Linked DNA regions of Homo sapiens: region 1 is linked to region 2. The links are chromatin loops, found by intact Hi-C in ENCODE. Cell type or tissue: PC-3. All regions are shown on one strand. Each heading gives the region's core, and the rest is flanking DNA. Links, peaks and the distances in the headings are about the cores only. Region 1 has its middle 8.8 kb from the start of SAV1. Region 2 overlaps NIN (ninein).

Region 1 (11,540 bases), core at 3,387-7,386, 86 kb after region 2:
CGTGGTGGTTCAGGCCTATAATCCCAGCACTTTGGGAGGCCGAGGCGGGTGGATCACGAGGTCAGGAGATTGAGACCATCCTAGCTAACACGGTGAAACCCCATCTCTACTAAAAATACAAAAAATTAGCCAGGCGTGGTGGTGGGCACTTGTAGTCCCAGCTAGTCGGGAGGCTGAGGTAGGAAAATGGCGTGAACCCGGGAGGCGGAGCTTGCAGTGGGCCAAGATTGCGCCACTGCACTCCAGCCTGGGCGACACAGTAAGACTCCGTCTCAAAAAAAAAACGAATATACCTGCTATATGATCCAGCAATCTCACTCTTTGATATATACCCAAAAGAAAGGAGATGAGTATATCGAATAGATATCTGCACCCCCATGTTTGTTGCAGCACTGTTTACAATAGCCAAGATTTAGAAGCAGCCTCAGCATCCATCAATAGATAAACAGATAAAGAAAATGTAGTACATATACGCAGTATATATGTCTTAAAAAGAATGATACCCTGTCATTTGCCACAACATGGATGGAACTGGAGATCATTATGTTTAGTGAAATAAGCCAGGCACAGAAAGACAAACATTGCATGTACTCGTTTATTTCTGGGATCCAACAATCAAAACAATTGAACTCATGGAGATAGAGAGGAGAAGGATGGTTACCAGAGGCTGGGAGGGTGGTGGGGGTCTGAGGGGTAAGGTAGGGATGGTTAATAGGTACAAAAACATTGAAAGAAAGAATAAGACCTACTATTTGATAGCACAATGGGGTGACTATAGCCAATAATAACTTAATTGTACGTTTTAAGAAAACTTAAAGGTGTAGTTGGATTGCTTGTAACTCAAAAGATAAATGCTTGAGTGGATAGATACCCCATTCTCCATGATATACTTATTTCACATTGCATGCCTATATCAAAATATGTACCCCATAAATATATCTATGTGCCCACAAAAATAAAAATAAAATAGATTTTTAAAAATGAAAATAATTAGCCTAGCTTTTATAATTCCTTTATTTTTCATCATGTTAGCAACTGTGAAATGTATTATTTTGCATTGCTTTTTTATGTAACATGATGATTATAAGATTAATCCATATTGTTTGCATTAAGATATTGTTTACTCATTGTAACGGCTATTCACTCATCTGTGAACATTGCACAGTTAATCCTTTCTAACAGAAATATCCGCTTCAAGTTTTATCCTAAAACTAGAATAAAGCTGTTTTTTGTTTTGTTTTGTTTTTTTGAGACGGAGTCTCGCTCTGTCACCCAGGCTGGAGTGCAGTGGCATGATCTCGGCTCACTGCAAGCTCCACCTCCTGGGTTCGCGCCATTCTCCTGCCTCAGCCTCCCGAGTAGCTGGGACTACAGGCGCCCACTGCCACGCCTGGCTAATTTTTGTGTGTGTGTGTATTTTTTTCACCATGTTAGTCAGGATGGCCTCGATCTCCTGACCTCGTGATCCACACGCCTTGGTCTCCCAAAGTGCTGGGATTACAGGTGTGAGCCACCGCGCCTGGCCAGCTGTCTTAAATATACTTGTAGAAAAAAACTGATACCACACATATGAAAAAGATCAGACACTGTGATGAACAGCTATATACCAACAAACTGGAAAACCTACAAGAAATGAATTCCTGGACACATACAACCAACCAAGATTGGAACAGTAATAAAAAGTCTCTCAGAGAAAAGTCCAGGACTAGATGTCTTCACTACGAAATTCTACCAAACTTACAAAAAACCAATACTAATTCTTTTCAAACTATTCCAAAAGATTGAAGAGGGAATTCTCCCCAACTCATTTTACAAAGCCAACATTGCCCCAGTACAAAAAAACCAGACAAGGATACAACAACAACAAAGAAAACTGTAGGCTAGTATCCTTGAGGAACATAGATTCAATGATCCTCAAAATACTAGCAAACCAAACCCCAGCACATAATACACCATGATCAAGTGGGATTTATCCCAGGAATGCAAGTATGGTTCAACATACACAAATCAAACATGGTACGTCACATCAACAGAATAAAGGACAAAAACTATCTTAATAGATGTAGAAAGAGCATTTAATAAAATTCCACATACCTTAATAAGAATTCTCAACGAACTAGGCATAAAAAGAACATATTTCAACATAATAATGGTCATATATGACTACCCATAGCCAAAGGCATACTGCACTGAGAAAAGCTGAAAGCCTTTCCTCTAAAAACTGGAACAAGAAAAGGATGCCCACTTTCACCACTCCTATTAAACATGGTACAGGAAATCCTAGCCAGAGCAACCAGGCAAGAGAAATAAAAGGCATCCAAGTTGGAAAAGAGGAAATCAACTTATTCTTTGCAGATGACATAATCATATTTTTAAAAACTAAAGATACTCCCCAAAACTCTTAGATCTGATAATGTGTTAGAACAACATAGGTGGAAAAAGAATGAGGAAAAATGTACAATTGTGATAGGTTAAGCATGATCTATGTTCGATTTCTACATATTAATCTGTATTGTATATTTCTATTTCTTTTTTTTTTTTCAAATTGCTTCTCTCATTTTGGTAACAAAATGGCACTGCTAAGCTTACTTTCAAAAACTTTTTTTGTTTATTGACATCCTATCCTATTGAAGGAACTTTTTTTTAACTCTAACACATGCAGTATCATACTCAACCTAACTCAGAAGGCTCAAAGTAAAATTCATGCAATTCCTTTTTAAAAACTCAGGTCAAGTTTCTTTTGAAGTTTATCAACACTACTGAAATTTGTCAACACCGTTAACACTTTTGTGGATCTATCAGGTTCAGGATACCTGTATGAGATGAAAAAGAGAAGTATTGGACATGTTTCATACCCTAGAAAAGTTTACAAGCTATTTAAATGAGGACATACCCATTAAAAAAAGGTAAAGATTAAAGAGACATTCAATCATCAGGGAAATGCAAATAAAACCCACAATGAGATATCATATCACTCCAGTTAGAATGGTTATTATCAAAAACAAACATAATAAATGCTGGTGAGGATGTGGAGGAAAGGGAATTCTTACACCCTGTGGGTGGGAATGTAAATTAATATAGCCATTATGGTAAACAGCATGGAAGTGCCTCAAAAACTAAATATACAACTATTATATGATCCAGCAATCTCACTACTGGGTATTTATCCAAAGAAAAGGAAGTCAGTATATCAAAGAGACGTCTGCGCCCCCAAGTTTATTGCAGTGCTAGTCACAATAGCCAAAATATGGCATCAACCTAAGTGTCCACTGTCAGGCCTCTGAGCCCAAGCCAAGCCATCGCATCCCCTGTGACTTGCACGTATACATGCAGATGTCCTGAAGTAACTGAAGATCCACAAAAGAAGTAAAAATAGCCTTAACTGATGACATTCCACCATTGTGATTTGTTTCTTCCCCACCCTAACTGATCAATGTACTTTGTAATCTCCCCCACCCTTAAGAAGGTACTTTGTAATCTCCCCCACCCATAAGAAGGTTCTTTGTAATTCTCCCCACCCTTGAGAATGTACTTTGTGAGATCCACTCCTGCCCGCAAAACATTGCTCTTAACTTCACCGCCTATCCCCAAACCTATAAGAACTAATGATAATCCACTACCCTTTGCTGACTCTCTTTTCGGACTCAGCCTACCTGCACACAGGTGAAATAAACAGCCTTGTTGCTCACACAAGGCCTGTTCGGTGGTCTCCTCACACAGACGCACATGAAATCCACCAACAGATGAATGGCTAAGGAAAATGTGGTATATATACACAATGGAATACTATTTGGCCATAAAGAATTAAATCATATCATTTACAACAACATGGATGGAATTAGAGGACATTATATTAAGTGAAATAAGCTAGGCAAGGAAAAATAAGTAATGCATGTTCTCACTCATATGTGGACACTAAAAAACTATAGTGATTACTAGAGGGTGGGAAGGGTAGGGGAGAGGGGAAGATAGGGAGAGGCTGGTTAATGGATGCAAAACTACAGTTAGGAAAAATAAATTGCAGTGTTCTATGACACTGTGGAGTGACTATAGTTAGTAGTCTATTGTATATTTTCATATAGCTAGGAGAGGACTTTGAATGTTCCCACCACAAAGCAATTATAAATATTTGAAGTTACAGATAATGCTAATTACCCTGATTGGATCATTACATATTGTACATACGCATCAAAATATCACTCTGTACTCCATAATATGTATGTGTCAGTTAAAAATTTAAAGACAGGCATTCACACACTGCTGATAAAATTTGGCAATCAAAACCCTGAAACCATTTGCAAACTTTTCGTATTAGTTTCCTGTTGCTACCGTAAAAACTACCATAAACTTACTGGCATAAAACAACACCAATTCATTATCTTACAATTCTGGAGATGAGAAGTCCAAAATCAGTCTCAGGAGGCTAAAGCCCAGGTGTTGTTGGCAGGGTGGCTGCCTCTGGGAGCTCTGAGGGCAGAATCCGCTTCCCTGACTTCTTCAGCCTCTGGAGACTGGCTGCCTGCTTGGCTCACCTCATCAACCTCCTGCTTCTATCCTCACGTCTCCTGTCACCACTTTCCTGACTCTCTTTTATAAGGACTCTTGTGATTACGTTGGGCATTGGGCCCACCTGGATACTTCCAGCTCATTCTCTCCATCTCAAGATCCTTAACTTCTGATCACCCACAGTTCTATTAACTAATTACATCTGAGATCATTTGGCCCTAACATGCAAAGCTACCCATACTCTAAATTGACAACAGACTATTGTGGAAGCTCTGACATCAATTTATCTGAAGACATTAGGCCTCTAATAGCACTGTGAAATTAACAGTAAAGCACATCAGTGAAATACAATATTTGAATATTATTACTAACTGATTTGGAAATCTCAATAGAAGTTCTAGGAATTCAGAAGCCTCTGAGTAATACATGAATCATAAGAAAGAAATCTATTTTTATGCCTTTTATTTATGTCGCCGTTCCTCTTCCTTCTCTACTACTTGCAGGACAGTCCCTTCATCCTGTTTCAATGGCTTAGTTTGTTGTTTGTTTTACCATATTCCATGTTTTCTAACATGCGACCTTTACATTCCTTTCTCAATTTCATTACTTCCACCTCTACTCCAACTACGAGCTAATTTGGTCACACCTGATAACTATTTAAAACTCTGAAATTCCCCTCTGACCACAACCTCCTGTTCATCCCCTCCCATTTCCTCACTCCACTGAATCTGCTCTTTGTCTACATTGTTATTTCTAGTTCCTCAATCCTGATCAGCACGAAATAAACAGCATTGCCAGCCAAAGGCACAGGATTTTGACATTCAATGTCCTGTTTAGACCTGTCTTGACTCAATGTATAATTTTGGTTGTTGTTAAAGATACTGAGCTCTTTAAACTGAAATTTTTTAAGATGCGGTAACATGAGAAAATGCATAACAAAGTTTGGTTTCCTTATTTTTTATTTTTGAAACGGGCTCACTCTGTCACCCATCCTGGAGTGTAGTGACACGATCACAGCTCATGACAGCCTTAACCTCCTGAGCTCAATTGATACTCCTACCTTAGCCTCCTGAGTAGCTGGGACTACAGGCATGTTCCACCACACTTGGCTAATTTTTGCATTTTTTTTGTAAAGACGGAAGGTCTCCCTGTGTTGCCCGGGCTGGCCTCAAACTCCTGGGCTCAAGGGATCCTCCCGCCTCAGTTTCCCAAAGTGCTGGGATTACTGGCATGAGCCACTGTGCCTGGCCTGGTTTCTTTAAAAACCCTATTTCTCACCATTGTTTAGGCTTTTCTGTAGTTAAATGTATTCAATGATTACCACCTGTTCACTTACAGTTACTTCTCCAATCCTGAGTTTCAAATTTTGACTAATCTCTTGGTTTGTCAAAATCAAATCTAATCTCTTTGTTCTCAAAGTAGGTCTTCTCAGAAGGTCCCAAAATGCTGTATTTCCCTGAATTTTCATGTCCCATTGCTTTTCTTTTTTCACTGAATCTTCTGCCTTTATCACCTTCGTAATTTGTTCTAACACAGATTTCTTAAATCTCATCTTTTCCTAGGTAGCTTCCTTTTAGAGTCCTCTAAAGGCCAATTTCACTCTGGATTGATTGGCTTCCAGGCTTGCTATACAACCATGATACTGAGACTAAAATTACTTTCCTGAGTTAGATTCACTATTTCTTGAGTCCCTATTTTTCTGTTTTTGTTTTGTCCTTTGTGTGAGTTTATTCTCTCATTTTTTAAAAACTTATCTTCTAAAGTAACTTACTAGAATAGGATACATGAAAAGTATACTTTCTGAGTCCCTTTATTTCCAAAAAATGTCTTTATTCTTTCATTTTTGATTGACATTTGGATTTTGATTCACCTTTTTTGATGGGTATAAAATTGTCAACTAATTTTCCCTCATTTATTTGAGGGCATTGCTCCATAGTCTTATAGAAATCCTTGTTGCTGATGAAAAATCTGACATTAGTGTGATTCTCATTCCTTCATAATTGATACTTTTGTCTTCTGTTTGCAGGATATACAAATGTCAGAATGCTAAGATCTTTTCACTGGAACCTTTCAGGGTCTTCCTTTTACCCTTAATGTTCTGAAATTTCACAACACATTGAGACATGGATCTTTTTTCATTTATTTCGAAGGGCACTTGGGATACCCTATCAATTGGGAAATTCCTCCCTCTCTGAAAAAATATCTTGTGTTCATTTTTGATGATGGCATCTTGTCACCAGACCCCTACTGATTTCAGTAGGAATGGCACCGTGTTTGAGAGGCCGAAGAAGAAACTGGAGCCAGCAAACAAGACATAGGACTTATTGAGGGGACTCATATACAGGGTAGTCCAGTGGCAGTGGGCTGGACAGGAGAACCACTGCCCTCTGTAAAAAGTGCGCAGTTTATGTAGCATTTTCCCTTAGCACCCTCCTCCTAACAACCTCCACCTGACAAGCTTCATTTAACCCAAAACAAAGGACCTCAATCCTCCTGGAAGGCCTGTCTTCCATGGGATGGGCTGGGGATTCAGATGTTCCTCATAGATAAGGAATGAATCTCTGGGTTGGCTACTCCCAAATTCCTTAGCTTGGAATTTCGAACACACATTCTTCTGAGATCATAGGGTCATTCTCAGGGTATGTTTAAGTTATTGCTGTGAAGTGAGTCTGCCATATACTTCTCAATTTTCTCTGTTAACTCTTTCTGGAACTTAAGTTTTCAGGATATTGGGCCTTTTGTATAAAGCCTATTTCTCTTTTCTGTTCTTTGAGATTTCCCATCTCAGTCTTTTTGTTCTGTTTTCTGGGAGATTTGCTCAACTTTATCTTCCTAACTTTGTTCTGAAAATTCTACTTTGGCAACCCCTATCTTTAATTTCCAACAGCTCTTTATTGTTCTGATCTGTTTCTTTTTCATAGCTTCCTATTGTTTTATGAGTGCAATATCTTCTTGCAAATCATCCTGTTGATAGTAATAAGCATTGTTGCTTAAAGTACTCATTTATACTCTGAATTACCTGTTTTATTTGTAGTCTATTTTTCTGTTTATGTTGCTATCACTCATGTTGCAAGTTTTCCTGAAATTTCTGGTGATCCTTGATTGCATACTTATATTTTAGAATGATACATTAAAAAAGCAAACACAGGCATGATGGCTCATGCCTCTAATAATCCCAGCACTTTGGGAAGTTGAGGTGGGAGGATCGCTTGAGCCCAGCAGTTTGGCACCAGCCTGGGCAACATGGTGATATCTGGTCTCTACAAAAATGGAAAGATTAGCCAGGTGTGGTGGCATGCACCTGTAGTCCCAGCTACTTGGGAGGCTGAGATAGGACGATGGATTGAGCCCGGGAGGTTGAAGTCGAGATTGCAGTGAGCCGTGATTGTGCCACTGCACTCCAGCATGGGTGACAGAGTGAGACCCTGTCTCAAAAACAAAAACAAAACAAAACAAAAAAGCAAACACTTGTGAGTGTGCTATTTGAGGGATCAGGGCCTACTACCCGGACGCTGCTCTATGAGATTTAGTTCTTTGGTTTGTAGGATATACAAATGTCAGAATGCTAAAATTTTTATCATAGGGCCATTTAATTTATCCAAAAACAGAACCTGAATATCCCTTTTCAAGGGAATAGGTGCCTAACACCTGAAATTCTATGGGGGTGTACGTCTAACTTTCAATTAATGGCTCTTCTCGGCTCCACGTTAGTGTCCTATCTTCCTTAATTAAACCAGGTGCACGTGATCCCAAGCCTCGCCTCGGCCTTTGGCAATATGTGCTTCCATGAGCATCTTAGGCTGTGAACTAAAATACTTCATCCTGCTTCATTGTCTCTTGATCTCCTCCCACCTCTTGCAACCCTATCACTCTTCATCTTCTAGACATTTATTAATGTCACATCTACTGATCTGATGGCCTATTTTGTGTTCTCATAATAATTATAAGTTTATTCTCTCTATATTCTTTCACTGTCAATTAACTGGGGTTCCAGGAGGGAGAGGAGATATATTTATGTGGCCAGTCTCCACATGGAATGGGACATTTCCATTTTTTTCTTAATTTTTTACATTCTGGCTCTACTGAAGAAGTTCTGTTTAAACTTCTTCCTTGAAACTATTTCAAATAGATGTATTAAATTCAATTTTTAACACAATCTACCTGATAGGATCCCATAGATTGAGGGCTTAGTCCCACAAGATTGCCCCACTTCAGATGCCAATCGCAAGCCCCACATTGTGACCTGTGTTTCTGACCCATCAGCTATAAATTGGTGTTCCCACAACTCCCTTCTTGGGTTTTATTAATTTATTAGAGCAGCTCACAGAACTCAGGGAAAAACTGTGTTTACCAGTTTACTAAAAAGAATAGAATAAAGGATACCTGTGAACATCGAGATGGAAGGGACACATAGGGAGAGGTATGGGAAAAGGGGCATGGAGCTTCCATGCCCTCCCTAGGAATGGCAGCTTCCAGGAACCTGTGTGTTTAGCCATCCAGAAACTCTCAAAAGCCAGTCATTTGTGGTTTTATGGAAGCTCCATTATGTAGAAATGACTTAATACATCATTGGCTATTGGTGGTCAACTTAACCTTCAGCCCCTCTCCCGTCCCAGAAGGTTGGTGGTGGGGCTGAAAGTCCCCACCCTCTAATCCTACTTTGGTCTTTCTTGGGTGACCAGCCCTTATTCTGAAGCTATCTAGCCACCAGTCATCTCATTAGCATACAAAAGACACTCTTCTGGAGATTACAAGGGTTTAAGAACTCTATGTCAGGAAACAGATGAAGACCAAATATATATTTCACAACATCACGAAGCCAAGTAAAAACTGATAATTGCAAAGAATAGTTTAAAAATAAAGTTGAAAGTGGCTGAAGATACGGCCCAATTCTGGAAGCAAAATAAAAGTTTCTAGGGTCAGAGAAGTCAAGATACAGAAAGAACCAGAAGGACAGACAACTGAAGTCCGAGGCCAGTGCTGCCAAAAATAGAAGACTCATTTTGGCTTTCTGTCAAGGTTTCAGAGGACCTCTAAGTCTAGGCAATAACAGTACATAAGAACAAAAGCTAAGCTCAGAGACACCGAATCTCCCAGCTTGACTCCTTTTGATTAGAATTGTGATACTAAGCTGGGCGCAGTGGCTCACGCCTGTAATCCCAGCACTTTGGGAGGCCAAAGCGGGTGGATCACGAGGTCAGGAGATCGAGACCATCTTGGCTAACATGGTGAAACACCGTCTCTACTAAAAATACAAAAAAAAAAAAAATTTGCTGGGCACAGTGGCGGGCGCCTGTAGTCCCAGCTACTCGGGAGGCTGAGGTAGGAGAATGGCGTGAACCCGGAAGGCGGAGCTTGCAGTAAACCGAGATCGCGCCACTGCACTCCAGCCTGGGCGAAAGAGCGAGACTCCGTCTCAAAAAAAAAAAAAAAAAAAGAATTGTGATACTAATTCTTTATGTTACTGGGGGGATGATTCATCTTACATAACAGGAGTTTAGGAACCCTACTAAATTGCTAATATTAAGCAATTATATAATATCTTCAGATCTGTGTAGACATTACACACCCTTATCCTTCATAGGAAACAACCAAAGTTTCTGCCTAAAGGACACTTAGGAATTTACCCTCCCATATTTTATTTTTTATTTTTTTGAGACAGAGTCTCACTCTGTTGCTCAGGCTGGAGTGCAGTGGTGCGATCTCAGCCCACTGCAACCTCTGCCTCCCTAGTTCAAGCGATTCTCCTGCCTCAGCCTCCAGAGTAGCTGGGATTACAGGCACACATCACCACACCCCGGTAATTTTTGTATTTTTAGTAGAGATGGGGTTTCACCATGTTGGCCAGGCTGGTCTCAAACTCCTGACCTCAGGTGATCCACCCGCCTTGGCCTCCCAAAGTGCTGGGATTATAGACGCAGGCCATCTCGCCCAGCCCCCTCCCATATTTTAATAGCAAAATTTTGGAGACTTGAAGAGCTATAATTGGCATAATTATTACATCTTCCTGAGACAGATTAAGTTTATCTTGTTATGTGAAGAAGAAGAGTGAGCTGGAGAGTAGACTAGAAGTTCCTCTCCTTTTTTCCTTTTTTTTTTTTTTTTTCTGAGGCGCCATATGTAGGGCTTATTTCCATTTTGGTTGTCTTTCTTGGATAATCTTTCACTGAATAGTTCACCCTTTAAAATTTTACATGCTTCCAACGAGGAAGTCAACATAGCATAAAGACCTTAGCTGTCTTTGAAAGTAACAATCTGGCACGAAATTTTATTTTTATGCTAATCATGATTTTATATAATGCTGATATTTTAATATTTTCTTTAATACTTGAATAAAGAACAAACTTTTTAAAGAAAGAAAATCACCAACATTTCTCTTATCCTATGAAGGTAAGTTTTTATTTTTGCATATTCCCTTCTGCCTACATGGCAGAAAACTCCAGGACTGAAAGACACTTTAGAAATCAAAGGGTTTGGCCGGGCACAGTGGCTCACGCCGGTAATCCCAGCACTTTGGGAGGCCAAGGTGGGTGGATCACGAGGTCAGGAGATCGAGACCATCCTGGCTAACACGGTGAAACCCCGTCTCCACTAAAACTACAAAAAATCAGCCGAGTGTGGTGGCAGGCGCCTGTAGTCCCAGCTACTAGGGAGGCTGAGGCAGGAGAATGGCCTGAACCCGGGAAGCGGAGCTTGCAGTGAGCCGAGATCATGCCACTGCACTCCAGCCTGGGCGACAGAGCAAGACTTTGTCTCAAAAAAAAAAAAAAAAAAAAAACAAATGGTTCACTTTCTTCATTTTCAGATGAGACAACTAAGAACTCAGAATGCTATGAGGTTAGCCCAGGGTCATACCTTATAGGCTCCACTAAAATAAATTTTAATACTAAATTAATTTTTTAAAAAAGTTGTTAAAACATGAGAAGCTCCCTAATTGCCAGTTTTCTCCACTAAGAATGTAACTGTAAGGGGAAAAAAAAAATCTCTATTATGGAATGCAGTATTAGCATTATTGAAGGCAATGTCTGGAGAAT
Region 2 (11,540 bases), core at 2,939-6,938:
TTACTTTTTTCTTGCCAAGAGATAGCACATTTCCTACTGGGTCATATAGAGTTGTATCCACATCTGCCTCCCTCCCAAGATAACAACAGTATCTGATTTGTCAATTTCCAGAGCACCAGCACTGCCTGATACACAGAGATTACTCTATGTTGTTCTAGGCTCTACATTTAGGTGTACTTTGAAAGATTAATGTTACAGAATTGGCATTTTAGGGGAAGGTAGTATTTTTTAAATGCTCTAAGTACATTTTTTTTTTACTTATATTGCTGTATGAGGGTGTGAACTAGAATATACTAAAAATATACTGGCTCTGTATTCTTTTGGCAAAATGTTCTTAGAAAATGATGTTCTTCCAATCAGCCTTTAACACTGGAAAAGAAAAATGTCAAATGGCACGTCTGTGTGTGTGTGTGTGTGTGTGTGTGTGTGTGTGTGTGTGTGTGTGTTGGCAAATGTGGTTGGAAATCTTTCTTAAAAATACTATATATACAGATCCTTTTAAAAAAACTTTTATGGGTTTTAGTTGATGTGTTATTATAATATAAACATATACAAATTATGAGCAATTCATATGTACAGTTTTTATATCTTTAAACCAAAAGAAATTTATAAATTAAATATAAACCAAATCATAATATCAATAAATTGATTTTAGAGTTGCTCTACTTTTTTTTTTTTTTTTGAGATGGAGTCTTGCTGTGTCGCCCAGGCTGGAGTGCAGTGGCGCCATCTCGGCTCACTGCAAGCTCCACCTCCCGGGTTCACACCATTCTCCCGCCTCAGCCTCCCAAGTAGCTGGGACTACAGGCGCCCGCCACCACACCTGGCTAATTTTTTGTATTTTTAGTAGAGACGGGGTTTCACCGTGTTCGCCAGGATGGTCTCGATCTCCTGACCTCATGATCCGCCCACCTTGGCCTCCCAAAGTGCTGGGATTACAGGCGTGAGCCACTATGCCTGGCCTAGAGTTACTCTACTTTTTATACTTTTTCTGAGTTCTCTTTTGCTGGCAGCTGAACAAGGTATTTTGTAATCATTTTCTTTCATTTGTCAATATTATGTATTGAGAATATTTTCATATTCTACTGCAATGCTGTCCAATAGATACACATACGTGGCCTGCATTATAATTTCAGTTTGCAAATAGCCACATTGAAAGGTGAAAAGAAACAGGTGAAACTAATTTCAAATAATCTTGTTTAATCCAGTATCTCTAAAACATTATCATTTTGACACATTATCAGTATACAAAAAATATTACTGAGCTATTTTACATTTTGGGGCTATTCAAAGTCTGGTGTCTATTTTAAACTTACAGTTTGTACTAGACACACTTCAAGGGCCCAGTACCCAGTATGGCTACTAGCAGCTACCTGTTTTGGACAGCACAGTTCTACGTGGTCAAAAACAAAAGGGCAAACTTATTTTGTTGTTATAAAATAGATATCAACCTTTTATATTTACTTTTGCCTCCTGTAGTCTACTACAGCTTTTAAGATAGATAAACATCTTTAATCTACGGTACTGATTTATGCTGTATATAAAATAGTACCACAGTTTGCTAATTTCTTAATCTGTACCACATTTAATTTCCCCATACTTGTTCAGGAAAACAGTCGTCTGGAAAATGAGCTTCTAGAAAATGCAGAGAAGTTGGCAGAATATGAGAATCTGACAAACAAACTTCAGAGAAATTTGGAAAATGTGTTAGCAGAAAAGGTAAACCTGTTCAAATCTCATTTCCTGATAGGCAGCCTACTTTATGTAGTTTACTCAAAAGAACAGGAGCAATGCCACCAGAACATTTTTATTAGGCAATTACTGGGGTAGCTAAATGGTGCTCTAACTTTTGTAGGGATATAATTTACTAAGTTGGTTATGAAGGAGAACATTGCCTGGCACTGAGAAATGATCCCTGTGTTCATTGAACACGTCACTCTAGTGCGTTCTCCCCATCACCCAGTTGGTGTTGTTCGTGCTTACATGTCACATTCCTATCATACTCAAGAGACTGGGTGAATACCAGAAACTGGGCCTTTGCTGTGTTGGGTCAAAGAAGGGCACTCGGGAAAAATGACAGCTTTGCCCTTTTCCCCTTCTAGTTTGGTGACCTCGATCCTAGCAGTGCTGAGTTCTTCCTGCAAGAAGAGAGACTGACACAGATGAGAAATGAATATGAGCGGCAGTGCAGGGTAGGTAGACAAAGAGAACTGAGTAAGTGCAGGAGTGCCTGGGTTCAGACCCCAGCTTCCCCGTTCCCTAGCTCTGTGACCCTAAGCAAGTCACTTCATCTGTGGGTACTTCCATTCCTCATGCATAAAATGGTAAAAATAAAAGTACCCACCACAAAATGTTGTAGCAAAAATTCCATCAGTGAGTATATGTAAAGTGCTTAGAGCAGAGCCAAGGATAGAGTAAGCACTTACATAAATGTTAGCTATTCACATGGACACAGGAAGGGGAATATTACACTCTGGGGACTGTTGTGGGGTGGGGGGAGGGGAGAGGGATAGCACCGGGAGATATACCTGATGCTAGATGACGAGTTAGTGGGTGCAGCGCACCAGCATGGCGCATGTATACATATGTAACTAACCTGCACAATGTGCACATGTACCCTAAAGCTTAAAGTATAATAAAATTAAAAAAAAAAAACATAAATGTTAGCTATTAACATTATTATTCAAAAATTAGCCTTTCCTGATTGATCATTGCAGATCTAATCTGACGTGATTTGGTTTTGTCCTGTGGGTTTTTTTTTTTCTGAATACATTTTTTACTCCATTTATTTATAAAATGCAAATGAAACAGAAAACCACTCAAGTCTTAGCTAGTAAATCATTCCCAATTTCGGCCAGGAGAGATGGAAACATTTTTACAAGTAACAAGAATCTTTGATTTTAAAAAAATTCCCCTAAAGTTAGGAATTTGAATTTTTTTCTTAAACCAGAAACACGTGTTTATTTTAATGAGACAAATATAACTGAGTTCCAGCTACTTAGATAAAAAGTTTAATTGTGCAGAGATGAGTAAAACAATCATATTATGAAGTTACTTGCAGCCCTCCTTTTCAGGAAATATACATACATGGTTAAGAAAACATTTCTACTGCTTTTATAATTAAATTTTAGCTCTTGGTTCTAATTAAATAGAGGTATTTTCTAAATGTCTTTACATTTAATGAATTCATCAGTAAAAGCTGTCAGCTCTACCTTCAGAAATTCCCCCAGTTCATCCACTTGTTTTCTTTCTTACTTTTTTTAAGACGGAATCTAGCTCTGTCACCCAGGCTGGAGTACGGTGGTGTGATCGCAGCTCACTGCAACCTCCACCTCCTGGGTTCAAGCAGTTCTCCTGCCTCAGCCTCCCGAGTAGCTGGGATTGCAGGTGTCTGCCAAACGCCTAATTTTTTTTTTTTTTTTTTTTTTTTTTTTTAAGTAGAGACAGGGTTTCACCATGTTGGCCAGGCTGGTCTTGAACTCCTGACCTCAGGTGATCTGCCCACCCAGCCTCATCCACTTGTTTTCTTAACAGCTTTATACACTATATGTTTTACCCATTGAAGGTATAAATTCAGTCTTTTATTGTATTGACAGAATTGTGCAAACATCACCGCATTCAATTTTAGAACATTTTCATCACCCCAGGAAGAAACCCCTTCTCCACTTAGCCATAATCTCTCCCAAGCCCCCTAGCTCTAGGCAATTATTAGTGTACTTTGTGTCTCTACAGATTTGCATATTCTATACATTTCATATAAATGGAATCTTACAATATTAGCCCTTGAGACCGGCTTCCTTCATTTAACATAATGTTTTTAAAGTTCATCCATGTTGTAGCGTGTATCAGTTCTTCATTTCTTGAATAATATTCCATTGCGTAGATATACCACATTTTGTTTATTAATTCACCGGTTAAGGGACATTTGGGGGATTTTGGCTATTATGAGTAACGCAGCTATGAAAATTTGTGCGCACGTTTTTGTATGGGCATATATCTAGGAGTAGAATTGCTAGGTTGTATGGTAACCCTATGTTTAACCGTTTTAGGAACTGCTAAACTTCTTGCAAAGTGGTTGCACTGTTTTATATTCCCACTAGTATGATAGTTCCAATTGCTCCACTTCTTCACCAACAGTCGTTATTGTATGTCTTTTTGATTCTAGCCACCCTAGTAAGTGTGAAATGGTATCTTATTGTGGCTTTGATTTGTATTTCCCTGATAGGTAATGATATTGAATATCTTTTACATGTATGTATTAGTCATCTGTATATCATCATTAGAGAAATATCAATTCAGATCATTTGCCCATTTTTAAAATTGTCTTATTATTGAGCTATAATAGTCTTTATATATTCTAGTTACAAGTCCCTTATCAGATACTTAATTTGCAAAACATTTCTACTTTCTTGATAGTGTCCTTTGAAGCACAAAAGATTTTGTTTTGATGATATCCAATTTATCTTTTTTGTTGTTGTTGTTGCTTATGCTTTTGGTGTCACATCTAAGACCAGTGTTGGTTTTTAAATCCCAGGTACTACAAGACCAAGTAGATGAACTCCAGTCTGAGCTGGAAGAATATCGTGCACAAGGCAGAGTGCTCAGGCTTCCGTTGAAGAACTCACCGTCAGAAGAAGTTGAGGCTAACAGCGGTGGCATTGAGCCCGAACACGGTAAACACATTCGGACAGGCTGTAGATAAAGCCTTTACTCTTGTTTTTAGAAACGTGGTTCAATATAAAATTGCAAAGCTTTGGCAACTTGAAAAAAGAAAAAAAAAAAAAAGAATTTGGCCATACTCTTTTCTTGAGCTGTTTCACTTGTGGTCTCGTTTTTCATTTGTCCTTGAAGTTTTTATGAGAACATTTCCATCTGATTTTGATATGCGTCAACAAAGGAATGGAAGAATCAAACCACAAGGGTATTTGCTTTGTTAACAAAACAAACAAAAAACTGGCTGCAAATCTGGGAATCCAGGCCTTGGGAGTGTTAGAATTCAGACACTGAGCTATTGCTGTCCTCTTCGAAGAGAGTGTGTAACTCATATGAAGATGGTTTTGGAGAGCAGGCCAGCCAGATACTACAGAATCCATAGCTGGTTTTCTTATACGGGCTGTGCTGAATGTCTGTATTGCCTCAGCAGAACAAAGAAGATAAATAAGGGCTGGCCTCCTGGCCTTTGAGGAAGATTTTGAGTGGCAAGTTTGGAAGGCAGAGTTTGGGAGCCTCCTGCATTAACTATGAGCTCCTTTCCTCTCTCCTGATAGCCTACCTCTTTTCTCGGGGGTGTTGAGTTTAAATTTCAGAGACAGCTCATAATCAGTTATTCTGTTATAAATAACTTTCCCCAGTGCTATTGGGGATAGGAGTGTCGTTCTTACACAGGTTGTTTATTCCTCCTCTTACTGCAGAATAATTAACAGATTGGGGAAGGAGGAGACAAAGAGGCCTTAAGACCTCCCCTCTGATTCTTAGCTCATTCCAGTCTGAGGATCTCATAATATGATATATCTCGGCAGCTGTTATGGACTTTTCCATAGATGGCCAAGTGTTGGGGTTGTTCCTCATGAGGACAAGAAGCTGTACCATCGTGGTGTGGCTCACACCCTGGGTGTTACTTCTCATTTGGGAATATGCCATCAAATATGAAGAGAAGACCCAAAGCAAGACTGCCAGTTGCAGCTGCTAGACATATACCCAAGAAAAGTTCCTTTCTTCCATCTGCCTGTGTATCCCCACATGCAAAGCTATTTTGGGTCCCACTGCCTTAAGAGATTAGTCATAATCTTTTCTTCTGTGTACAAGCTCAGCCCCCAACTTATGCTTCACATTTTCAGTGTCATTCTCAGTCATCGTCGTGGGCAGTTGCAGAGATGAGCTCATGCATGAGTTAAGAATTTCTACCCACAACTGCCTGTATCCTGGTTCCTAACCTATGCCCTGTTTTTTAAAATTTTAGCTGATAATATGCTAAAATTATGCTGATAATAGCTAAAATATGATAATTTTAGCCAATAATAGCTGATAAGATAAAATGGGGATCTACCCACACTCTAGGAAATTCATAGGAAATAGGCAGTCTTCTGTAATGCTGAGTGATGGGTTGTTGATAGTGTGACCCATGAAGCTAACTCCTCAGGGCATCGCAGCAAGTATGCTGGCCGTTCATTTTCCTGCCACATCGTCATTCAGTATTTGTTGGATGGGTAGGAGTCTGGTTGGTTTGACCAAACTACCTCATGCTATTACCTCAATTTGCAGCATTTGCATTAGGAGGTAGCTACCTATAAGCAACAATTTCCACCCCCGCCGCCCCACCACCTACTATTCTAAGAGATGGATTCTATTAAGGTTTTTTCCACTGCCTGTACATGAAAGAATCTGTTCACCTTCATTTCTTCTTGTTTGCCCTAACGCTTGAAAAGAGAAAAGACTTCTCTTGGCCTCTGTTATTTCCTATTAGTTCACATCTCTGGTAATTCAGGCTGAAAATCATTCCTTAGTTAAACTGGATGTCCCTCCTCAGATGCCACACTGTGTTATTGAAAGAACCTGCTGCAGGATCAATGAGTCCCATGTGTTTTCAGGGCTCGGTTCTGAAGAATGCAATCCATTGAATATGAGCATTGAGGCAGAGCTGGTCATTGAACAGATGAAAGAACAACATCACAGGGACATATGTTGCCTCAGACTGGAGCTCGAAGATAAAGTAAGTCCTTCCCACCAATCCACTTCTCTAATTTCTTTTGGCTCTGACAGGCTTATGTGTGTAGGGCATTTCCAATTCTTTTTTCTCATAGAGCAGCACATTCTATGTTGGGAACCCACATCCTCAGGATGGTTTTGTAGGCTGACAGCAAGGCCCCTTTTTTCTGGAGAGTTTCTCCAAAATGTAATATCTTCAGCCCTGGCAATCATGGAACTTGAAGCTTGAAACCCATTATATTATCTCCCAATTTCTTTTTTAAAAACATCTCAGTGAAACCAAAAAAAGCCCTTTGATGTTTCATTGCCTACTAAATTAGGTACAAGTTCTGAACCTTGGCCTCTAAACTCTTCACCATGAGACTTCAACTGACGTTTCCAGTCCAGACTTCAACTGACCGTTCTTATGAGTTACCTTATCCTCCAGCTAAATTGGGTAGTTCCTAGTTGTCCATCACACTCTGTCCTCTTTTGCTTGTGCTGTTACAAACTATGCTGATATTAGTTTCTTTCTGCCTCTCGAAAGTCTACTTACCCTTCAGGATTTATATTTAATGCTGCCTCTTGCATGAAGCCATTCTTGAATTTCTCCAACTAAAATGTGATTTTTTTCCCTCCTTTGAGTCCCTGGGTTACATTGTAGCTCTTTTTTGTATACCTTTTATTTTCTGCCTCCTACTGTACTTATAGTTGTCATATCCATGTCTAGACTGGTTTCTCCTGGATAGCAGGGACCATATCTTACCCAGCGTTGTATTCCGAGGCCTGCAAGTACCTGATAGGTGTTCAATTAATATTTGAATTTAATTAAGTATTTTAAGACCCAGCAGGGTACAGTGGCTCATGCCTGTAATCTCAACATTTTGGGAGGTCGAGGTGGGCAGACCACTTGAGCCTAGGAGTTCAAGACCAGTCTGGGCAACATGGTGAGACCCCGTCTCTACCAAGAAAAAAAAATTAGGGCACGGTGGTGTGTGCCTTTAGTCCCAACTACTCAGGAGGCTGAGGTGGGAGGATTGCTTGAGCCCAGGAGATGGAGATTTCAGTGAGCCATAATTACGCCACTGCACTTCAGCTTGGGTGACAGAGTGAGAACCTGTCTCAAAAAATATATATGTTCCAAGACTCAAGTTTACAGTTGGAAAGGATGCATGGGAAGACAGAGGGTAGCTATGTGTAATGGCTGCTCAGTTCTTAATAAGGTTGTTCAGACACTAATAAAATTCAGCCACTTAAAAGAGATATGTAAACCATGCCTGACTTAAGTATCTTGCTTAAAGTGTTGAATTCAGTTACTTTAAAACAAGATAGAGAAATGAGAAATGTCTTGTAGGGAAAAAAAAAAAAAAAAAAAAAGCAATTGCTGCTCCATCACTTCACTTTCAGTGACCTTGAGCTGAGTAATCTTGTGGTGGTGTCACTCTGTGCCTTCAGGTGCGCCATTATGAAAAGCAGCTGGACGAAACCGTGGTCAGCTGCAAGAAGGCACAGGAGAACATGAAGCAAAGGCATGAGAACGAAACGCACACCTTAGAAAAACAAATAAGTGACCTTAAAAATGAAATTGCTGAACTTCAGGGGCAAGCAGCAGTGCTCAAGGAGGCACATCATGAGGCCACTTGCAGGCATGAGGAGGAGAAAAAACAACTGCAAGTGAAGCTTGAGGAGGAAAAGACTCACCTGCAGGAGAAGCTGAGGCTGCAACATGAGATGGAGCTCAAGGCTAGACTGACACAGGCTCAAGCAAGCTTTGAGCGGGAGAGGGAAGGCCTTCAGAGTAGCGCCTGGACAGAAGAGAAGGTGAGAGGCTTGACTCAGGAACTAGAGCAGTTTCACCAGGAGCAGCTGACAAGCCTGGTGGAGAAACACACTCTTGAGAAAGAGGAGTTAAGAAAAGAGCTCTTGGAAAAGCACCAAAGGGAGCTTCAGGAGGGAAGGTAAGAAAGTGAAGGGAAATGAAGCTACCTGGGGCACCATCCCTCGGGGCATTAGAAGTGCCAGTTGTGGCTGGGCGCGGTGGCTCACGCCTGTAATCCCAGCACTCTGGGAGGCCGAGGTGGGCGGATCACGAGGTCAGGAGATCGAGACCTGGCTAACATGGTGAAACCCCGTCTCTACTAAAAATACAAAAAATTAGCCGGGCGTGGTGGCGGGCGCCTGTAGTCCCAGCTACTCTGGAGGCTGAGGCAGGAGAATGGCGTGAACCCGGGAGGCGGAGCTTGCAGTGAGCCGAGATCGCGCTACTGCACTCCAGCCTGGGCGACAGAGCGAGACTCCGTCTCAAAAAAAAAAAAAAAGTGCCAGTCGCTTAAGAGACTTGAAGAAGTCAGAAGGCATAATAGCCCATTGATTGAGTAGACTCTTTTAAATATTTTTTTACTGTTTTTGCCATTATTTTGATGTGAACCTACCTTGGGATGATTGGAACTGTTTTTATTTTGTTATGTTTGTAAAAGAGGAAAGTATTCCTCGTATTAAGATTTATTCTACCTTATAAGGCTCAAGAGGAGGATAAGATTATCCCAAAAGTGGTTCCTTCCTAGTTCAATCCTGTTGCTTTCTGAGAAAAGCTATTAATAAACTGGATTCCAGGCAAGGTTACATTTCCTCCCAGAGTTAAGAAACAGCACTCCATGCTTACATTCCTCATGTGAAATCCCAGGTTTATTTGAGGGCTTTGTTTCGTCACACGCTGATTGACTTGGTGCTACTTCGTTAAGTAAGAAGCAAAAGCAGAATGAATTTGTTCATATGTGTCATTTATGTGACTGATATCCTATAACGCATGCTTAATTAAAATGAAGGAATGGTATATATTTCCCAAGTGAGGAATTAGATTAATATACATTTGGTCATTTGTCTTTGGTTTAAAAATCCATAAACAAATACATCCGGGAGTGTGCCAGAGAAATTAGTTTCTAAGATTTCCCCCTAACTCCAGAGAGAGGTAAGTCTTTTAAATGAATTATGGCTGCCAGTCTTAGCTTTCAGAAATGAGATCCCTTTCCAGTATAAATGAATCACATAGGAGTAAGTTAAGAGCATTTTTAGGGAGTATTTCAGTTGTTTGCTCAGCAGCTTTCTCAGTGCATGGGAAAATGGTTTTTGTTTGCTTCTGGAGTTGGCGGCAGTTTCAATAATGCTGTATGTTGACTATATTTAGGGAAAAAATGGAAACAGAGTGTAATAGAAGAACCTCTCAAATAGAAGCCCAGTTTCAGTCTGATTGTCAGAAAGTCACTGAGAGGTGTGAAAGCGCTCTGCAAAGCCTGGAGGGGCGCTACCGCCAAGAGCTGAAGGACCTCCAGGAACAGCAGCGTGAGGAGAAATCCCAGTGGGAATTTGAGAAGGACGAGCTCACCCAGGAGTGTGCGGAAGCCCAGGAGCTGCTGAAAGAGACTCTTAAGAGAGAGAAAACAACTTCTCTGGTCCTGACCCAGGAGAGAGAGATGCTGGAGAAAACATACAAAGAACATTTGAACAGCATGGTCGTCGAGAGACAGCAGCTACTCCAAGACCTGGAAGACCTAAGAAATGTATCTGAAACCCAGCAAAGCCTGCTGTCTGACCAGATACTTGAGCTGAAGAGCAGTCACAAAAGGGAACTGAGGGAGCGTGAGGAGGTCCTGTGCCAGGCAGGGGCTTCGGAGCAGCTGGCCAGCCAGCGGCTGGAAAGACTAGAAATGGAACATGACCAGGAAAGGCAGGAAATGATGTCCAAGCTTCTAGCCATGGAGAACATTCACAAAGCGACCTGTGAGACAGCAGATCGAGAAAGAGCCGAGATGAGCACAGAAATCTCCAGACTTCAGAGTAAAATAAAGGAAATGCAGCAGGCAACATCTCCTCTCTCAATGCTTCAGAGTGGTTGCCAGGTGATAGGAGAGGAGGAGGTGGAAGGAGATGGAGCCCTGTCCCTGCTTCAGCAAGGGGAGCAGCTGTTGGAAGAAAATGGGGACGTCCTCTTAAGCCTGCAGAGAGCTCATGAACAGGCAGTGAAGGAAAATGTGAAAATGGCTACTGAAATTTCTAGATTGCAACAGAGGCTACAAAAGTTAGAGCCAGGGTTAGTAATGTCTTCTTGTTTGGATGAGCCAGCTACTGAGTTTTTTGGAAATACTGCGGAACAAACAGAGCAGTTTTTACAGCAAAACCGAACGAAGCAAGTAGAAGGTGTGACCAGGCGGCATGTCCTAAGTGACCTGGAAGATGATGAGGTCCGGGACCTGGGAAGTACAGGGACGAGCTCTGTTCAGAGACAGGAAGTCAAAATAGAGGAGTCTGAAGCTTCAGTAGAGGGTTTTTCTGAGCTTGAAAACAGTGAAGAGACCAGGACTGAATCCTGGGAGCTGAAGAATCAGATTAGTCAGCTTCAGGAACAGCTAATGATGTTATGTGCGGACTGTGATCGAGCTTCTGAAAAGAAACAGGACCTACTTTTTGATGTTTCTGTGCTAAAAAAGAAACTGAAGATGCTTGAGAGAATCCCTGAGGCTTCTCCCAAATATAAGCTGTTGTATGAAGATGTGAGCCGAGAAAATGACTGCCTTCAGGAAGAGCTGAGAATGATGGAGACACGCTACGATGAGGCACTAGAAAATAACAAAGAACTCACTGCAGAGGTTTTCAGGTTGCAGGATGAGCTGAAGAAAATGGAGGAAGTCACTGAAACATTCCTCAGCCTGGAAAAGAGTTACGATGAGGTCAAAATAGAAAATGAGGGGCTGAATGTTCTGGTTTTGAGACTTCAAGGCAAGATTGAGAAGCTTCAGGAAAGCGTGGTCCAGCGGTGTGACTGCTGCTTATGGGAAGCCAGTTTAGAGAACCTGGAAATC

The links. Peaks named below come from ENCODE experiments on the same cell type or tissue, not always from the same donor. Only the 100,000 strongest peaks of a DNase experiment are listed, where the experiment ranks them.
Region 1: a loop joins it to region 2, with 3 times the contacts of the local background. A loop is called at or near these places in 14 of 110 quality-filtered maps.

What each region holds. Positions count from the first base shown.
Region 1 is chr14:50,671,329-50,682,868 of GRCh38, reverse strand. No RefSeq gene overlaps it. Among named protein-coding and RNA genes, the nearest start is that of SAV1, 8.8 kb to the right of the region's middle. In PC-3, for the core only: no CTCF peak of the experiment used is centred there; DNase peaks (open chromatin) are centred at 5,128 and 7,058; H3K4me3 peaks cover 1,067 bases; H3K27ac peaks cover 2,222 bases.
Region 2 is chr14:50,756,959-50,768,498 of GRCh38, reverse strand. It overlaps NIN (ninein), which reads left to right. Exons shown (of 31, transcript NM_020921.4): 13 at 1,609-1,719; 14 at 2,103-2,192; 15 at 4,535-4,673; 16 at 6,588-6,709; 17 at 8,140-8,642; 18 at 9,869-11,540. Among named protein-coding and RNA genes, the nearest start is that of NIN, 68 kb to the left of the region's middle. RefSeq lists enhancers at 8,052-8,121, 8,172-8,321. In PC-3, for the core only: no CTCF peak of the experiment used is centred there; DNase peaks (open chromatin) are centred at 4,938 and 5,838; H3K4me3 peaks cover 1,356 bases; H3K27ac peaks cover 2,610 bases.